Linked DNA regions of Mus musculus: all the other regions are linked to region 3. The links are chromatin loops, found by intact Hi-C in ENCODE. Cell type or tissue: heart. All regions are shown on one strand.

Region 1 (4,000 bases), 280 kb before region 3:
CAAAAAGATTAACAACAGTAACTGAATGTAACCTAATTTGGGACCTTAAGAGCTCTGTCACGCCTCCTTTAGTGAATTCTGAATGTTTCATAGCAGCAAACTGGGACTGTTTTTCTGCCATGTGCTGTCAAGAGCTCCCACACCCCAATTATACTAGGAGTTTAGAGGTTAAGTCTGGCTATTAGTGGCCAAAGTATCACACACTTCCTAAGTCAGCAGCTCTCAACCTGTGTGTGGAGATCCCTTTGGGGGTCACACATCAGGCGTCCTACATAGCAGATATATATTTACATTAAAATTCATAGCAGGAGAAAGTTACAATGCTGAAGTGGCAATGAGGGTAATTGTATGGTTGGGGGCCACGACACCATGAGGAACTGTGTTAAAGGGTCGCAGCGTTAGTAAGGTTGAGAGCCACTGCGCTAACTGAACAATAACTAGAACACAAACAGAAATAAACCAGGCTGTGTCTGGAGAATTTCATGGGGGGGGAGGGGGGGCATTAGATTTAGCAGCACCCAGTGCTGTGTTCTCCTTGTCCATGCACCCCTGCCCCTGCCTAGTGATTTGGGGTTGTACAGACTTTGATTTTTGAATGTCCTTGCATGTCTGTGCATCTCTCAGCAGCACTAAGGGCAAACTGTTCATCTGTGTCAGTCTGTACCAACCAATGTCTCTCAATGTACACTCTGCTGCAAAAGTGTTCTATGAAGTAAATTAACTATTTGCTAAAAAAAAAAAAAAAAAAAAAAAAAAAAAAAACCCAAGTGTGTTCTTTGAGACCATCGTTTGGGTGAGTTCCCTTCTGTGTCTATGTGTGTGTTAGAGTGCTCATTTTTCTTTTGCTCTAGCGTAGATTTAGATGAGATCATATTTACAGCAGTTTTAAAGCATAGCGCAAGTGTGGAGATAGTAGTCTAGTTATTGAGTCTCGTTCCCTCGGAGGGCTGTTACTTTTGCTATTTTCTTTTGATTTACAACAGTTTAAAAAGGATTCCCTACTGACTTGCTTCCTAATTACTGTTGCTTTACACAGAAGAAGGAGAAGACGCGCTCCTCTGTTTGTGTCCTTTCCAGGCTAATCATTGTAGGAACACTTGGTTTAATGCTGCTTGTCCATTTCAGAAGCAACTACACGTGGCTTTGAAACGGGCTACTTAAAAAAAAAAAAAAAAAAAAAAAAGAGACTTCTTGTTTTTAATAAAATGCTTAATGGTTAACTAACACTCTGGCATAGTCTTTGTTTTGAGGGCTGGAAGAAAGATGCTTTCTAATACCTACCATTTAAATTGTGACCGTTTAGCTCATTAACTTTGACCAGTGCCGTCTGATTGTGTGTTAGGAGTCCCGGGGCCTCATTTTTAAACTGACAAAAGATTCTTCGCATTACTGAAGGCTGTCTGGAGGTAGAAGAATTCTGTAGCCGAAAGCTATTCCTCCATCCATTATGCATTGCTTACATCTGCATGGACAGTTACACAAGGTGGGGTCACATCTACACAAGACTGACAGCCACAGTGATGTAATGCAATTATGCAATGGCTTCAGTACTTAAACTTTAAAATTCTTACACCATTATGCCTCTTCTATCAGAATGGACTGCAACAAATAATCTAGAGCCAGATCAAATGGCTGAGGAAGGAGACACCCAAGGAGAGAGAAGAGAGGTGTAGTGTGGCCCTCTACTGGACAGTATAAGCAAATACCAGCGCTGCCTGCTGCAGCCACTGGCTTCTTTGTGTATTGCAGCCTGCAGTTCTACAGTGAAGTGGAACCTCACAAAAGGTCTGTGGGGATGAATAAGGGAAGTTAGGCAAAGGGGGCCTGGTGATGATCGTGGTGCATGCTTTCTGTATCTTTCTGTATACACACAATACTGGGGCTTGGAGTAGCTCTTTCTTTGAAAGGCTGCCCAACTGTTTGACAAACTAGGATGCACAGTTTCGCCTTCTCCGCTAATCCCTTTTGTAAACAATAACGCTCCTGCACTATCCAAGACAAGTTGATTTAGTAACACTGTAAACTTTAAAATCCAAGCTACTTGATCAAAATCAAAGTCCATTCAAGAAAGAGATCTTTGGATATTGAGGAAGATTTCTCTGAAAGGTAAGACCCACATGAGATGAAATGACTCTCCAACTAAACATGAATGATCTTGTTGATTCTGCATAGAGACGGCCCCAACATTTCAAAAGACTGAACTCAGGCTCCTAAAACTCAGTCAATTACGTTACAGATTTGGCCCTAATTTTGATTCCCTGTTCATAGTGGAGATGGGTTTGAGATGACCAAAGTTCAATGGGACTGAGCTCCTGGAAAAAAAAGGTCAGGAGCCATAGAGGAGAAGAAAACTCTACCTTTACAGATGACTTCCTTTATTAAGGAAGATGCGTGCATGTGACTGTGCGTAAGACACTCATGAATTAGCAATGCACCAGCCACAAATGCTCACATTCATAGGGTAACCAGATAAGTAAAAGGGAATCTCGATCCATTGTACATTTGATTGCCTTGTATTTGGGCAGGAAGAACAGAAGGATACTAAGAACCAAAATGCTTTTGCCCTGCTATGTTTTGCATACTCTTCCTGGTAACCACCTCTCCCCTAGTCCAGCAAAGCCAGCCATGAGTGTCACACTACCTTCTCAATCATTAACTCCTTTCTTTATGTCTCTAATGCACTTTATAAGAACCACTGCATGTTGTCCTATTGCTGAGGATAATATTGCAGATTTGCTTTTGACATATACTCCAGCTCGTCAAGACCCTAATGTAAACAAAAATGATAGTTTATACTTCGTAATATTCTACTTGGTTTGTTTTCCAGGCCTTCCATCATTAATTAAAAGATCTCCTTTTATCTCTCCCATCCAAGAAACAATGAAACGACTCCCCAACTGCCTATCAGAGACCAAATAAAAGTCAGCCTATCACAGCGGTAGTTCTGGTCATGCCAATTTCACAGTGGGATTGGTGCTCATTGCATTTTGAAAATGACCCTGCCCTCCATCTGTCTAAGCCAAATGCCCTGCTCTTTTCAAGCCAGGCCATTGGAGCCACTTTCCATGAAATAAGGAGGAGGACACAAAATGGCTACCCTCCTGTGTACTTTAGCTGCTGTGCTCATAGACAGACAGCAACACAGAGAGGTAGCCAAGAAATTTGGGAGAAAGCTGACAATCCTTTCGGTGTGTGTGGGAGGGGGTGGGATGTAAGTACAGTTTTTTTCATCATGTAAGTACAGTTTTGCAGACAGAGAGACTGAAAGGATAAAAGGTCATTTCCTGATTTCATGTTTATGCATCATAATTTAAGGCCAGCTTTTTCACAATAACAGTCTATGCATAAAGATTTTTAAATACTGAGTGTGAATTTCCAAATTCAAATGTCAGGCAGGGCAGCAGTTGTAAAGGAGACATATCATATTCTTTAATATGTGAGCATCACATACCCCCACCACAGACTTCACCTAAAAGGGTACCAGAAAATCAGAGTAATAGTAAACTCAGAGTGGGGATATAGAAGTAGTCCTTACCTGCTTTCTGTAAAAAAAAAAAAAAAAAAAAAAAAAAAAAAGATCTTTGGTGGACCAAAGGCCCACTCCACACACATAAAATGGGTGCAATCTGCTCCTTCCTTCTTATTGATTGCAGAAATGCCCCTTGTGTGATGACATCCAAGAAGTCACATGGCTGCAAATTCTCCACATGAGGGAAGGCTGAACGCACATAAAATCGGCTGTTATATGATAGGATTATACGATAGGAGCAAATGTATACCTGCTTCAGCCTTTTCCTTGTGATACCAGGAACTAGGGGATACCCAACCCCACTAGTCATTGTATATCTGTTTGAAAGTGCAATTGAGTCATGGAAGTCAGAAGCCTACTGCCCACACCAATTTACTTGATTGTTTCTATAGAAAAAAAAAAAAGGGACACAGCAATCTTTCCTCATACACACTTGGTGCCCTCATTTGGCAGGCCTTTACAGTTTCTTGG
Region 2 (4,000 bases), 260 kb before region 3:
TTCTATGAAATCTAAAATTCCAGTTGCTGATCTCCTGGCTGATGTCATTGCCAAAGCACCACCATGAGGCCTGTGACAGTCACAGTGGGAACCTGCCTCTCCCTGGGGTTTCCATCTGTTGCCATCAGAGAGAGCCCCTTTGGGGAGCTTCCATAAATGCCTAGCGCCCTCTTGCACCCCATGGGGTGCAGAGTCTTTTATATTAGTCTTCTTTAGGATTAGCTGTCGTTAAGATTGAACATACTTAATTTTCTACAGAGTAAAAAGGCTTGGAGAAGTACAGAGCTGCAGCTGAGTTTTTAATCCATGTCTACATCATTGTGTTATGTTCTAAAGTACTATGCAAATATTACCAAATGAAAATTCAATCCGTGGAATCCATGTCTTTGCAAGAAGAGCTTATAACTTATGTACTGGGCTCATTATTATAAAATTTACGTTTAAAGCAAATATTTCTGAGCTCTTATGACCATAAAATATTTTTGCTTTGTTTTGTTCTCTTAATTTTTACAAGGGAACCCCAAGGACTCACTGAGAGTCCACAGAAACGACACAATGGGTGAAGCAGGGAGCACACATCACGATGAGAGGTTTCCACACCAGCCTTCTGTGGGGCAGCTTTAAACACATACTCAGCTGTTAATAGCTGGGGTTTCACAGTGGTAACCTGCTGCAGGTCAGAACTAACTGAAAACTGAGTGTATGCACCCAGCAGGAGAAGAACAATGGTCACCTTTATTACTGGAGAAATGAAGTTTGTGTTAGTTTCCCAGGAATGTTGAACATGAAAAAAGACTTCATAAACACAGCTTTTCTCTCATCACCACATCTCCCACAGGTATGGCTGCCATCAGGGCACCTCTACCCTGCTCCTCAAGGGATAATGAATTAAACATTTGGATTGATTTTGTTTTTTTGTTTTTTTTTTTAAGCTTTCATTTTCACGTGTCAATTCCTCAGAGAAAGCAGACTCTAAGGGTGAAATTGGAAAACAAAAACAAAACAAAACAACAAAAACAAAAACTCTCACTTCAAGTTCCAGAGAAAGACGGGAATACAGAGGACTTTTTATTCATCCAATGTGCCTTGACTTCAATGCGGTTTCCCAGAGCTGAGTCTAAACTGAGACATAGTGCCCAGGGAGAGTTTTCCTGAGCACATGGGTGTAAAGAAAATATGAAGATTAAAGCAAAGGGATGTGGGGATAGAATGAAGAGTGACTTGTAGAAAAGAGAGAAGAACACCAGAAATTGCAGGTACACAAACAAGAGACAGCTGCCCCTTTAAGGGTGTGGGCCGTGAGATGGCTCAGTGGGGCAAAAGCACCCTGACAGCCTGAGTTCAACACACAGGGCCCACAGTGGAAGTAGTAAGCTGACTCTGGAAAGCTGTATACACAGTCGCACACACATGCACATAGATGTGCTCGCACACGCCCCATCATCATCATCAACAACAACAACACTAAGAATAAAAGAAAGGATGTAATAATGACTGTTGTAGCCATAAACACAAGCGTGAGGTCTCTTGCCTCAGCTCTATCTAAAGTGTGATACACACAGTAACACCGAGGGAATCTCATTGGTGGCTTTGTGGAAGAGAATTCGTAAGTCGTAACACATGCTGCCCTTGGCTTTGACAAGAGCACCTCAGAGATGCCTGAGTGGTTAGAGTTTAGGAATCCTTGGTTTAGGTGAACAGAACACAGAATTTCTTGCAAGTGTCAAGGACTTCTGTCTCCAGAGAAATAACTCCACACTTTGCCAGCCAGCAACCGCCGAATGTCCTTGAGTGTCCCCCACCAGATTTATGAGAGAATGGTTTGAAACCTTCTAGACTTCTATTTCTCGTCTACAAACTTGAAAGTTGGTGGGGGGTGGGAGGGGAAATGTTCACATTTTGTTACGATTCTAGTCTTTGCTGATCTGATGTGAGTGGTTTGTTTTTTGGTTTAGTTTGGTTTGATTTGGTTTGAGGGTTGGGAGTCCTCTTTACCCAGCTCACCAAATCGAACTATTTGATGGATTACAAGTTCCACCAGTAGAGGGGGCCTCAAGGCTTCAAAACTCATGGGAAAGGCTTGAAAGAACCTTTGCTAGAGGGAACAGAATCATCTGCTTGTTTGGCAGATGCCCTAGCCGTCCTCTCTCTGAGTAGCTTTGAAATGAATGCAGTAGCAAGCTGCAGAGTCAGTCTGACAGAGGGCGGGGTAGTCACAAGTGAGTGTGAAATTCAGCATTCAGCTTTCTCAGTGCTCTGGTTGGCTATGGTAAATGTCTGGATAAAACAGCAAAAGTCCGATGCGCAACACTTTTTTTTTTAAATCTATGTGGCAGCTGTGGGCTGACTAGGCAGCACCCATCTGCATGCATCCTGTGCTCGAATTTGGAAAGCTGGATCTTAAAGAGCATGGGTTCCAGCTCCCACCTTCCACAAATGAACGGGAAATCTGAAAACTCTGTCATGTTACTAACATGAAGATGGGAATGTGCTTGTCTGGGTGGAAATGGCACTGGCAGCCTGGTTACTATGCCCTGGGAGCCGCGCACAACTTTCGAGAGGTCATCTCCATGCCACGGGTCCCCTTTCCCAGAAATAAAAGCAGAGCAAAAGATTAGCTCTCGCTGCCCAGTGTGTGGCGCTCGTCACATGAAAACGGTGGTGATTTCACCGGCTCCTTGCGGTCAGTCCTAGGGCCTCTTGCTTTATTCTGCCTTCACTTTATGAGTTCGGAACAGATTACAGCTCAGCAGTAGCAAAACATAAATGTATCGCTCCATCATGAACACTGCGATGACAAGGACAATCTAGGCGGAGTCAGAGACTGTGAAAATGAACACATGTGAGTTTGTCTTCTCTTTCTTTTCTTTTCTTTTCTTTTCTCTTTCTTTCTTTCTCTTTTTTCTTTAAGAGTTTATTTTGGCTCCTGGTTGGAGGTTACATTTTATCATGACAGAGAACTCACAGCAGCAGGAACTTGAGGGAGCTGATTACGTCATGCACCCTGTAGGGCTGGTGAGGTCGCTCAGCAAGGGAACGGCTGTCCATGCAAGCCTAGAGACCTGCGTTCAAGGCCCATACCCAAAGTAGGAGAGCACTAACTTCCAAAAGTTATCTTCCTCACTCCCACCCACCATGTAAGCACACAAAGTAACAGTGGCCAGTAAACATAATTCAAGAGAATAGGAAGAAGGAAGCTGGGTTAAGCTCACATCCACAGCCGAAGATTTTAAGAGGCTGAATGGGCACCCATCCCTGCCAGGGCCCCACCCCAGGCGCACGCTGAAGCCAGGCAACAAAACTGCCCGAGCTCCAGGATATTGAATTTGGGCTCGGGGAAACCCAGACATCATGTAATCGCAGTTTGAAATTACAGCATCTAATAAAAGCCCACAAACTTGCCATTTAAAAAAAAAAAATCACTTATAAAGCTCTGTATTTGGTAGAAGGTAGGAGATGGAAAAGCAATGGAATGCAGGAGAAATGTCTGCACAAGGTCAAGTGTCCCCAGGGCGAGCACAGACAATGGCTGAACTGTCCTCTAAGGGAATGACCCTCTGAAGGGAAGGGAAGGAGAGCGGCCAGGAAGAGAGCCTTATTCGGAGTACCCTAGCAAGGACCACCCACCCGTTTCTTCTGTCCACATGCTTGCTCTGTGATGAAGCCAGTGAGCTTCTCCTCCTTGCCAAGGGAATTGACGTCGATGGACCCTCGCAGTTTGAGGGAGGTACTGAGCACATTGTGGCTGTGCACCTTGTGGTTGTGGGGCCCAGTATGATCACACAAGGCCACACATGCTTGGCTTAATCCTCTCCTAGCAACGCTGTTAAATCCCTAATAATTTATGAACAGGCAGCTCTGCCCTTATATTTTGTGTGGAGTTTCAACAGTTACGCAGTTAGACATTTCTGTACGTCTGTTTGCCTTCCCTACAGAGCCTGTTGGCCCATGCTAATCCTTTCAACAGGCCTGGCCATGGCTGACTGAGCTGTTTCCCCCC
Region 3 (4,000 bases):
TCTCAGGTTCTTCCTGGCTAGTAACTCTGCTTTCAGTTGTCACAAGGCCCTTAGCTCTCCTGCCGACAGAGGTTGGCCCCTGCAGCATTAATACTATGAAATATTATGTTGTTGGCTAACTTTATGTTTAAAAGTTTAAATTTTCGGTGCTCCAGAGAACTATAAAGCAAAATTAGACCTCCAAATGTTAAGGGCCGTTAAGGGTTAAATTTTTTTTACTGCTGTTTCTGTTTTGCTGGAGAAGGAGATTCTGTTTGCATTCTGTTTGTGAGAGAACAAATGGCTGAGCATTGCATTCAGAAGTCCTGAGTCTCAGCTGGAGACCTAGCGCTAGGATCTGAGTAAGAGACCTTTCTTTGTCAGATTGTTGAATCTCTAACTGACCCCAGGCCCATAATAGGGTAGTGGTTTTTAAAATACATTTCAAGCCAGGCAGTGGTGGCGCAAACCTTTAGCCCCAGCACTTGGGAGGCAGAGGCAGGCAGATTTCTGAGTTCTAGGCCAGCCTGGTCTACAGAGTGAGTGTCAGGACAGCCAGGGCTACACAGAAAAACCCTGTCTTAAAAAACCAAAAAAAAAAAAAAAAATTCAAAAGAAGATATTTGTGTTCAAACATACTTAAAACAACAAAGAGAAAGATAAAAATACTCTGGGTTTTCAACTATTAACACATTAAAACATCCCTCGATTTTTTTTCTAAGCCCATATAACTATTTTAGAAATTGGATTTTTTTTCGGGGGCAGTTAAAGAAGTATGTTTGGGAATGAACGTTGTGAAAACAGTCACTACCACCACCACCACCACCAAACCCAAGTGGCAGAGTCTATGGTACAGTTCTCAGCCTGTGGAGAGCCACCCCAAGCATCTCAGATATTTTGCACATCCGATACTTACATTACAATTTATAGCAACAAAATTAGTTATGAAGTAGCAGCAAAAATACTTTTCTAGTTGGAGGTCACCACAACACGAACTATATTAAAGGGTCGCTGCATTACGACGGTTGAGAAACGCTGCTCTAAAAACAGCTTGAGAGGTGGGGCCTTATGAGATCATACCTCAAAATTCCCAAATAGAGTAAGTACGTGTAAAGGAACCCTGAGAGTCTTAGAATCCACTTCGGTGATTCTGTTAGAGCTGTGCCCGCTTGCTGGGCTCTGGGTGGATGAAGTGATACTGAGTGACCGCTTGGGCCCCGAGCCCAGGGCACGTGGGAGAAGTGGAGGGCCTTCGAGTAAGCGAGCACGAGTTTGCAGCGTGGACTCATCCATCTCCCTGGGGCAGAGGTGTTTGAGCACCAGCAACTGAATGGGACCTGGGGCCAGAGGGCAGTTGGCCTCTTGCAAAGTCCGGGTCCCAGCTCAGAGCCCTAACCCCGAAACTGGCGCCACAGTCAGCCGGTGGAGCGAGATAAAGCGGGCAAGGTTCTGCAGGTCCAAATCAGGGAGTGGCAGCTCCGATAGCAGCGCACGGGCCGGGGCTCCCGGTGTGCTTGCACCAACTGTTTAAACTGCTTCAAAGAGCCAGGGCTGGAGCGACCTTCGGCAAACAGCTGCTAATCTCTAGCAAGGGGGTGCTGTCCTACAGAGGACTGGGGGGGCCGAAGGCCTCCTGCTCGCGCTCCGCCCCCCGTGCGACTTCAGCCCACCTGACTCCGCCATGCCCCGGACAGCGAGAGGAGGATCAACAGTGGGGGGTCGAGGGGAACGCGGGAACTCCGGCCGGAAGCACTCAGGTCCATGCCCCGCCCTCGGGCTCTTGCTCCTTCCACTGGCCCCCGTCTTGTCCCCCCCTCCCCTTGCCCCGCCCTAGGCCTTTGCGGGGGGCCCTCGGGTCCTTGCCCTGCCCCTGTACGCGATTCCAAGCTCTTGCCCCGCCCCTTACCCCGCCTCCATGCCCTTGTCCTGCCTCTGGCCCTTGCCTCTTGCCCTAGCCTTTTCTCCGCCTCTAAGTTCTTGTCCCGTCCCTAGGTCCTTGTTCCGCCCCCAGGGGGCGGGGGCGGGGCGGACTAAGGCTGGCCTGCCACTCCAGCGAGCAGGCTATCTCCTAGTTCTCCGCTGCTCGGACTAGCCATTGCCGCCGCCTCACCTCTGCTGCAAGTAGCCTCGCCGTCGGGGAGCCCTACCACAGCGTCCGCCCTCAGCATGATGGACTTGGAGTTGCCACCGCCAGGACTACAGTCCCAGCAGGTGCTGCCCCAACCTTCGGGCCCCTGGGCTGTGCCAAGAAGCCGGCAGGAGCTCGAGGGGATAGTGGCTCCGGGAGGGAGGGACAGTCTGAGCCAGGACTACGACGGCAGGGCCTGGGAACTGCCCCGCCGAGCTGGGAGGGCAACGGAGGATGTTGGGGCCGCGACGAGAGTGGGGTCCGAGCCTGAGGTCTCCAGGGGCGGCGAGGTTGGGGTGTGGAGGAAGCTCTGACTTCGTGGGGCCAGGCAGAGACACCACCACCTCGCTGGGTGGGAGGCGCAGAGGCGGGAGGGGGGTGGATGCTGGCGGTCTAAACCGGCGCCGCCCGGCCTTTTCCGGGGCAGCGTAGTTTCCCTGATTCGGTGCCGGTAAAAATGTGCCTAGTCACGGGGCCGCGCTCGGGGGAGCTGAGGTCTCTCCTCGGCGTCCGCCCGAAGCCCTCCCCAACCCCCGTTCTACGACTTGGTGAGCTCGGCCGTCTACGGCCTCAGCCCGAGAGCTGGTCTGTAAGATCACGCCTGTCCGTCTTGATCCAGAAAAGCCCAGCCCTCCGGGGGCGGAGGAGAAAGTCACCGGGTGGCCCTCGTGCTCTGGCGCCCCGACGGGCGGCCTGCCGGCAGGGCTCCGCACGCTCCTTCAGCCTGGGAACCCGGGAATGGCCTCGCGCCGGGCGCAAGGACGTGCAGACCTGGGCGGCGGGCTCCGAGGTCCGAGTGGGCCCCATGCTGGGCTGTGTGTTCTGAGTATGGTGACCCGCGGGGCCCCACGTAGTGTGCGAGGCTGTGGCTTCTGGCTGGCTTACATCGGCCAGTTGGCAGTCACAGAGGCCCTCGGTTGGCCCTTTCCTGCTCTATAGCGTGCAAACCTCGCTGCTCTGGGGCCAAGGGACAAGTTGGAGCTGTTGATCAGTTGCGCAATTGTTATTTTCCCCTGGGCGGCTTTGTCTTTGGATTTAGCATTACAGAGTTGTAATACCAAAATGTATAAGGCAGGATATTCTGGTCCTTGCCGTCAAGGGTAAGAGTAATAGATTAGAATTTGTTGCTTTTTATACTGTTGCAGAAGTTTTGCTTTTAGACATTTATTTATTATCCCTCGCTTGTGTCCTTAATACATTTTTCTTTGCTGTTTGAGATTCTGCCTCAATTTTCTTAGCATGTTGCGCACTTTGAAGACAGCGAATGGGACGCTTGCGTTTCATAACACTTTCTTGCTAAGTTTTGAAGATTGTTATGTAAGTGAAAACCAGTTTCTGGTTATACTTCAGGCAGTTTTAAAGAAGTAAATGCTTATGTTGGCACACACGCGCGCACACACACACACAAAAGAGTCGGAATTGGATTTTTAGGAAAAGAAACCATTTAACTCCAGGGAATGTATAACTCGGTAAAGAGTAAGTTAGTTTAAATGTAAAGCTTTCGGCTGACCTGGAAGGTCCTGGTGTCAGTTTTTAAGTTACTGACAGTGCATTAATTCTACCCCTCCCTTGAACTTGGCCCCGAAATGATTGGGGTTGTAGCCTGGTTTTCATTAGGATGAATAAGTAAACTGTATTTTCTGATTTCTGCTCTTCATGAGTAATCAGAAGGAATGCTTCCTGGCCACAGGATACACGGTGCAAATGAACTTTGACTGTAAAGTTTTTTTTTTTCTCTTTCCTGTGTAGAATAACATTTCATTTACAAAAATGGCAGCTGTGCTGCTTTCTTTCTCTGCCGTGTGAAAGCTTTGTTAGCCGGACATTTCTAGTTCTTTCCAGACATTGATTTAAATATTTGAAGACCTTGAAGAAATCATTTAAGATCATAAT

The links. Hi-C counts contacts between places; a loop is a spot of excess contacts. Peaks named below come from ENCODE experiments on the same cell type or tissue, not always from the same donor. Only the 100,000 strongest peaks of a DNase experiment are listed, where the experiment ranks them.
Region 1: it touches region 3 in a loop (3-fold over the local background); 1 of 42 quality-filtered maps calls a loop at or near these places.
Region 2: a loop joins it to region 3, with 2.8 times the contacts of the local background. A loop is called at or near these places in 1 of 42 quality-filtered maps.

Annotation. Positions count from the first base shown.
Region 1 is chr2:75,983,032-75,987,031 of GRCm38, reverse strand. It overlaps Pde11a (phosphodiesterase 11A), which reads left to right. Exons shown (of 20, transcript NM_001081033.3): 20 at 1-1,224. Among named protein-coding and RNA genes, the nearest start is that of Ttc30a1, 3.1 kb to the right of the region's middle. In heart, a CTCF peak has its summit at 1,700 (motif pointing left); a DNase peak (open chromatin) is centred at 1,721; H3K27ac peaks cover 621 bases.
Region 2 is chr2:75,963,291-75,967,290 of GRCm38, reverse strand. No RefSeq gene overlaps it. Among named protein-coding and RNA genes, the nearest start is that of Ttc30a2, 13 kb to the left of the region's middle. In heart, CTCF peaks have their summits at 2,040 and 2,645; DNase peaks (open chromatin) are centred at 2,150 and 2,600; H3K4me3 peaks cover 825 bases; H3K27ac peaks cover 1,843 bases.
Region 3 is chr2:75,702,554-75,706,553 of GRCm38, reverse strand. Nfe2l2 (nuclear factor, erythroid derived 2, like 2) reads left to right here and starts at 1,891. Exons shown (of 5, transcript NM_010902.4): 1 at 1,891-2,190. The coding sequence starts at 2,146. In heart, CTCF peaks have their summits at 1,977 (motif pointing right), 2,660 and 2,859; DNase peaks (open chromatin) are centred at 1,933, 2,643 and 2,773; H3K4me3 peaks cover 3,227 bases; H3K27ac peaks cover 3,761 bases.